2 separate regions of the Homo sapiens genome follow, and region 2 is linked to region 1. Evidence: read pairs that join two places in POLR2A ChIA-PET (ENCODE). Cell type or tissue: Caco-2. All regions are shown on one strand. Each heading gives the region's core, and the rest is flanking DNA. Links, peaks and the distances in the headings are about the cores only. Region 1 has its middle 15 kb from the start of PTGIS. Region 2 holds the start of SPATA2 (spermatogenesis associated 2).

Evidence for each region. ChIA-PET counts read pairs that join two places held together with the same protein. Peaks named below come from ENCODE experiments on the same cell type or tissue, not always from the same donor. Only the 100,000 strongest peaks of a DNase experiment are listed, where the experiment ranks them.
Region 2: POLR2A ChIA-PET joins it to region 1 with 26 read pairs; 5 of 35 experiments call an interaction of 5 or more read pairs at or near these places.

Annotation. Positions count from the first base shown.
Region 1 is chr20:49,582,057-49,584,959 of GRCh38, reverse strand. No RefSeq gene overlaps it. Among named protein-coding and RNA genes, the nearest start is that of PTGIS, 15 kb to the right of the region's middle. In Caco-2, for the core only: a CTCF peak has its summit at 773; DNase peaks (open chromatin) are centred at 779 and 1,169.
Region 2 is chr20:49,913,127-49,916,029 of GRCh38, reverse strand. It overlaps SPATA2 (spermatogenesis associated 2), which reads left to right and starts at 501. Exons shown (of 3, transcript NM_006038.4): 1 at 501-650. LOC105372653 (a long non-coding RNA gene) reads right to left here and starts at 208. Exons shown (of 3, transcript NR_134564.1): 1 at 1-208. RefSeq lists enhancers at 460-519, 1,314-1,483 and a silencer at 550-799. In Caco-2, for the core only: no CTCF peak of the experiment used is centred there; DNase peaks (open chromatin) are centred at 229, 912 and 1,573; H3K4me3 peaks cover 1,842 bases.

The sequences.
Region 1 (2,903 bases), core at 205-2,704:
AACTCCAGAGAGCTTCTTTCGCAATCGAGCATACAAGATCGGCACCACCTGGCACGGTGCAAAGGAGCCACCCCACCCGTCACCATGTCCACACCCTAGCCACAGACCTCTCCCCGGAGTCCCACTGCTGCCTCCTCACTGGCTTCCCTGCCTCCTTGCCTGCCCTCCTCCATTGCTTTCTCCCCACTGCTGCCCAAGGGAATCTCTAAAAACCAGTGTTTTTGAGCACTAGGAGGGCTCTGGATCTATGTAGAGCACTTTACCTACATTATCTTATTGAATCCTTAGAACAAACCTTTGAGGCAAATGCTAAGATTGTTTCATTACGGAGGAGAGAAAACAGGCTCAGAGAGGTGTCGTAAGTGACCTAAAATCACAGAGCAAGTAAGTGGCAGAGCTGGGATTTGAAACCAGGTTTGTCTGAGATTAGACCTTATAAGTGGGATGTTAGCTGCATCTCCTACTCACTAAAACAGTGGGTGTGCTTCAGAATCCCCTCAGAGGGGGCCTGCTACAATGGGGAGCCACATCTAGGGTGGACCCCAGGAACCCACATTTTGACAACCTCCCCCAGCTCCTGTCGTAGGCGATTCTGATGCTGGTGGTCTATAAGCACTTGGAAAAAGCCTCTCAGATCCTGCTGCTCTTCTTCCTAAAACCATCGATGGTTCCCTTTTATTCTCTGAATTGAGTCCAAAGTCCTGGACACGTGGCCTTTTCTCCCATTCACTCTAGTGTTTGAGCTTGCATCTGGTCTTTCACCCCTGAGCATTTGCTCAGGCACGCTCCCTGCCTGTGACACGCTGCCAGCCTTCCTTCTCCCTGGGCCTGGTGGGTTCCCACAGGTGCTGGGCTGGGAGTTAGGACTTGCGGGTTTTAGCTTCATGGGATAGCAGTCTCCCAGCGTAACCCTGGACGACACATCCTTCACTCCCTTTGGGCCTTAGTTTCTCCACTGGAGCCACAGAGATTTGACTGGATGCTGGCTGTGTAAACAGAGACGGCAAAGGCAGGCTCTTGCTGCCAAGCCAGGCATCTGGGCCTCCCCATCTGTTTGCAGGTCAGCAGCCTGTGTTCCTGGCAGGTGCTAAACACTCACTCATGCTGCTGAGAAGATCCAGGGAGGTCTGGCTCCAGCACCGTGACTGCAGTTGCTTGGGCCAAATCAATGTTTCCACATCTTATCTCTAACTGGCTCAGTCACAATATTTAGACACTTGGCCTCAAGTTGAGAAATTTGGTGACTCAGGGAGATAGCAGCTGTGGCCGGCTCCTGACCCCTGAACCCTCTACCCCTGATGGGGACACACCCTCCCAGAAAGAGGAATGGACTTTCCCTACAAGAAGCTCTTCGTGAAGGGAGAAGGAAACTGAGGACCAGAGAGGAGAAACAACTTGCTTGAAGCCACACAGCTACATAGTGGCATGTGTGCATTTAATATTTACTGAGCACCTACTATGTGCAAGTCTCCATGGTGGGTGCTATGAAGACAGGCGCGAGCAAACAGGACAGAGAAGGGATTTGTTCTTGTGCGAATTTCAGTCACAGTCAAATCTTATTATTATTATTTTTTTAGAGACAGAGTCTCTCTCTGCCCCCCAGGCTGGAATGCAGTGGTGCAAACTCAGCTCACTGCAGCCTCAACCTCCAGGGTTCAAGAGATTCTTGTGCCTCAGCCCCCTCAAGTAGCTGGGACTACAGGCACATGCCACCACGCCTGGCTAGGTTTTTTGTTTTTGTTTTTGTTTTTGTAGAGACTGGGTTTTGTCATGTTGCCCAGGCTGGTCTCAAATTCCTGGGCTCAAGCGATCTTCCCGCCTCTGCCTCCCAAAGTGCTAGAATTACAGGTGTGAGCCACCGCGCCCGACCGACCCTTGATATTATTGAAGGTTAACATTTACAAAGCTTTTATCATGTGCTGGTCACCATTCTAAGTACTTATTAAATCTTCATAATTACCCAGTGAGGTGGCTGCTGTCATTTTACAGATAAGGAAACTGAGGCACAGTGAGGTTGACACTCACTTGGAGCCACATGCTAGTACAGTGGGCTGAATGGTGGACCTCTAAGAAATCAGGTTCTCCTAATCCCAGGAGCCTGTGAATGTTACCTTATATGGTAAAGTCTTTGCAAATATGATCAAATTAAGGATTTTGTGATGAGGATATTATCTGGGATTATCTTGCTGGGCTCTAAATGTTATCACATGTATTAAAAGCATGCATGTCATATGCTTCGTAAGAGGAAGACCAAGGGAGGGTGGACAGACACACAGAAAAGAAGACAACGTGAAGACCAAGGCAGAGATGGCAGTGATGTGGCTACAAGCAAAGGAATGCTGGCAGCCACCAGCAGCTGGAAGAGGTATGGAGTGATTTGTCCCCCAGAGCCTCTGTGGGAGCATGGCCCTGCTGACACCTTGACTTCAGCTGAGTGAAACTGATGCTCACCCTCTGGCCTCCAGAACTGTGTGAGAATAAACTTCTGTTGTTTTGAGCCATCGAGTTTGTGGCAATTTGTTATAACAGCCACAGGAAACTAAGCCTAATAGCTAGGGAATGGCCATGCCAGGATTCAAACCCTAGCAGCCTTCCAATTTCTAGCTTTACAGATGTGCCTTAACTCTTTTTTTTTTTTTTTTTTTGTCATCTGTCAATCCTAGTCCTGCAAGAAGGTAGATAAGATTGCTTAAAAAACAAACTCTGATAGGTCAGCTGGCTGTTGCGCTGTTAGTCTTTGCTGGGGGACCAGGCACTTCTTAAGATGGTTTCTCCTCCTGCAGCTGGCTAGCCCAGGTTTGTTCTCATGGTGGCTATCCAGAGTTCCAACAGAGAGGGGAGAAGTGAAGAAGACTCTTGAAGCCTAGGTTGGAAGCAGGCACAGCATCACTTCCCTTGGATTC
Region 2 (2,903 bases), core at 94-2,593, 330 kb before region 1:
CAATCACGCGTGATTTCAGCATCTCACTGGCTCTCTTTGAGCCTCGGTACTTCTGTCCGTAAAATGGGGGCGAGGGATCCGACCGTCAGCCCCTGCTTGCTTGTGCGGAGTCATGAGTACAGCTCGTGGATCATGATAAGTGGCAGGTCCGGGAAGTGGAGGCCGAGTTCACGCAGTCAGCACTCATAGCTCCCAGCTCCCTGCTCCTGAGCGGTTTCCATGACAACCCGGCCAGCCACCATCCCTAGGCCGAGCGGCTTGCGTCACGTCCGGCCTGTTTACTTCCGGGTCCCAGTCTCAGACGCAGCGATGGCTCGTTAGGCTCCAAAGTGCGGTTCCGCCGGTTTCGTCCTCGCTCTTCGGCCTTCCGCTTTGTCCTCCGCCTCTGGGTTGTAGTCTCCGTCGGCCGCGGGCATCGACCGCTTCCCGGAGCCAGCGCGCAGCCGTGGTCCACCCTCTCTTCGGGCCCGCCTCATGGTGACATCATTTCCGGGCCGAGTGTTTCCGGGTCGCTGCTGGCCCCCGGGTACTGGTCTCAGTACCCCTGCAGCCGGCCGGAGAGGCTAGAGCCCGACGGGGCCCGGCTCCGGCGGCAGCCGCGCCTCTCGCTTGCTTCCCTCGGCCGGGCCGTCCTCGGCGGCAGTGTCAGGGTGAGTGACGGGCGGCCGCGGGCGGAAACTGCCTTCGGGGCTTCCCCAGGCGGAGGGGGCGCCAGACAGCGGCAGGGCTCGGCTGGCCCGGGAGCGGGGTACCCTCACGGCAGGCAGGACTACAGGTGGGCCCGCTGTTTCGGCGCTCCCGGGACCCCCAGCCTATCCTCAGGACCCCCATTCTCCCGGGAGCTGCCTCGCAGGCTCCTGGGACCCGCCGAGGGTGGCTCAGGGCCGCCCAAGAGGAACACCCCTCTTCGGCGACTGGCCAAACAGAAGGACACCCCGATTTCGCCACGAGGCAGTTACCGCGCAGGGGTTCCCAGTTCAGGCTCTGGCGGCACACCTGGGTTTGTACTCACTGTGTGACCTTGGATAAGTCACTTCATCTTAAGAGCCTCAGTTGCCTATTTAAGTGATTGAACCTGGTTGCTAGGGCTGGAGTGGAGATGGAATGAGATCATGCAGGGCCTCTGGCATACAGCAGGCGTCCAATAAGTGATAGTTCCTGTTACTTCATTCAATTCACGAAGCCGTAGGGGGGGCCAGAATTTGAGACTGGGCTGTTTTTCACAACTGACGTGGCCCCCCGAGGCTGTAGGAATGACCGAGCTGGGACTTAGCAGCCGCCAGCTTCTGTCCCCTGCAGGGAGGGAAACAGCTTCCTTCAGAGCTTCTCCGAGAGAGGCAGCTGCCACTAGGGAAGCTTCTTTCAGCACCGCTGAGGTTATTTTCAGAGGTTTGGAAGGACTCTGTGTGAATTTCTTTGGAATCTAGTAGGAGTGTGGGGACCTTCTGGTGTTTCACAGCCAGTGGAAGGTGCCTTGGATGTTTCTCGGAGCCTCTTGCTTGGAACGAGTGCATTGGTGTGGGTGGGGAGGTGGAGGGGGTTGAACTGACTTCCCCGTCTCCTGTTTGGAGGCTGATGGAGCTAGACCAGGGATGTGTAAACCTGTGGACAGGGGCAGTGCACAGACCAAAATAGGTCTGCCTGTGCAGAGAGGGGGCGCCTTCAAATGCTGCTTGGGGAACATTTCTGCTTGAATGGGCCAGCTGAGGTAAAGCCAAGCTAATGCTTAGCTACTCGGAATCACTTCACTTCCATGCAGTGGGACTCTAAACAGATACAGCTTTCCTCTTAGATGTTCAAAAAATAACTAAAGAAGCCACTGGCTCCCTGACTGTGCAATATCTCTTTTTCCATTGACTTGCTTTTCAAGAAGGTACCTAGATTGTGGGTGCAGGAGGTGCTGACTGGAGCCGTTGACTCTGGGCACCTGCCTGTCTCTGTGTTCAGGATATTCACAGTGCTGTTTTTTTGTTTTTTGGGTTTTTTTTTTTTTTTTTTTCCACCAGACTGGCACGGCTTGGCGTTCCAATCCTTGGGTTGCTTGGAGAAATTAGCAGCTTCTGTCGCTGGGCTGTCTCGGTCTCCTGTAACCACGATGTTTTTGCAGAGAGCGTATTTTGTTGTTCTTGCAGAGTGCTGGGAATGAATTGCTGGCTCTGTGCTCAGAAAAAACACCAGCTATGACCAGCTACAAGGCATCTTGTATTCTCAGAAAATGTTTTCAGCAGGGATGATGTCAGCTGCTTCATCACTGGCCGATGTCTCTGACCAGCCTCTTTCCTTGGCCCTTGAGCTTACATCATATAGAGATTAGCTCTCCTAGCCCCATTCGGTGTGGGAAGATGGGAATTTTGCTACTACAGGAATTTTTGTAACTCAACTCTGCTCGCGCCGCCATAAGGCATTCTAACTTAGCCAAACACTTTCGAGTAGAGCTGTCCAGCAGATGCAGCAGGATGGCTTTGCAAGAGTCGGAGTTTTGGCGTTAGACCTAGGTTCAGAGCTCAGATCCACTTCTTCCTAGCCTTACGACTTAGGGTAAGTGAGTTGGCCTCTCCGAGCCTCAGTTTCCTCTTTAACCTTGGATCTATCCTGTGGATTTCATTGGTTTTCACAGAGCAGTTAGCAGAGGGATGCCACACAGTAATCCCTTGGTAAATGGTACTGATGTAACAATAAATGAGTGAGGTAAATTGGAGAAAGCCCAGGCATCAAGGGCCTCCCAGCAAGAGTTCAGATTCCAGCTCTGACCCTTTCAAACTCTGTTGGGCAGGTTGTTTTAATGGGAAGAGCCTGTTTTCCTTATAGAGTTGTGAGGATTAAATGGGATGATGTAGGTAAAGTGGGAAGCCCAATGCTTAGCACATAGTAGAACCTCAGTAATTGTTAGTCTCTTTCTTTCC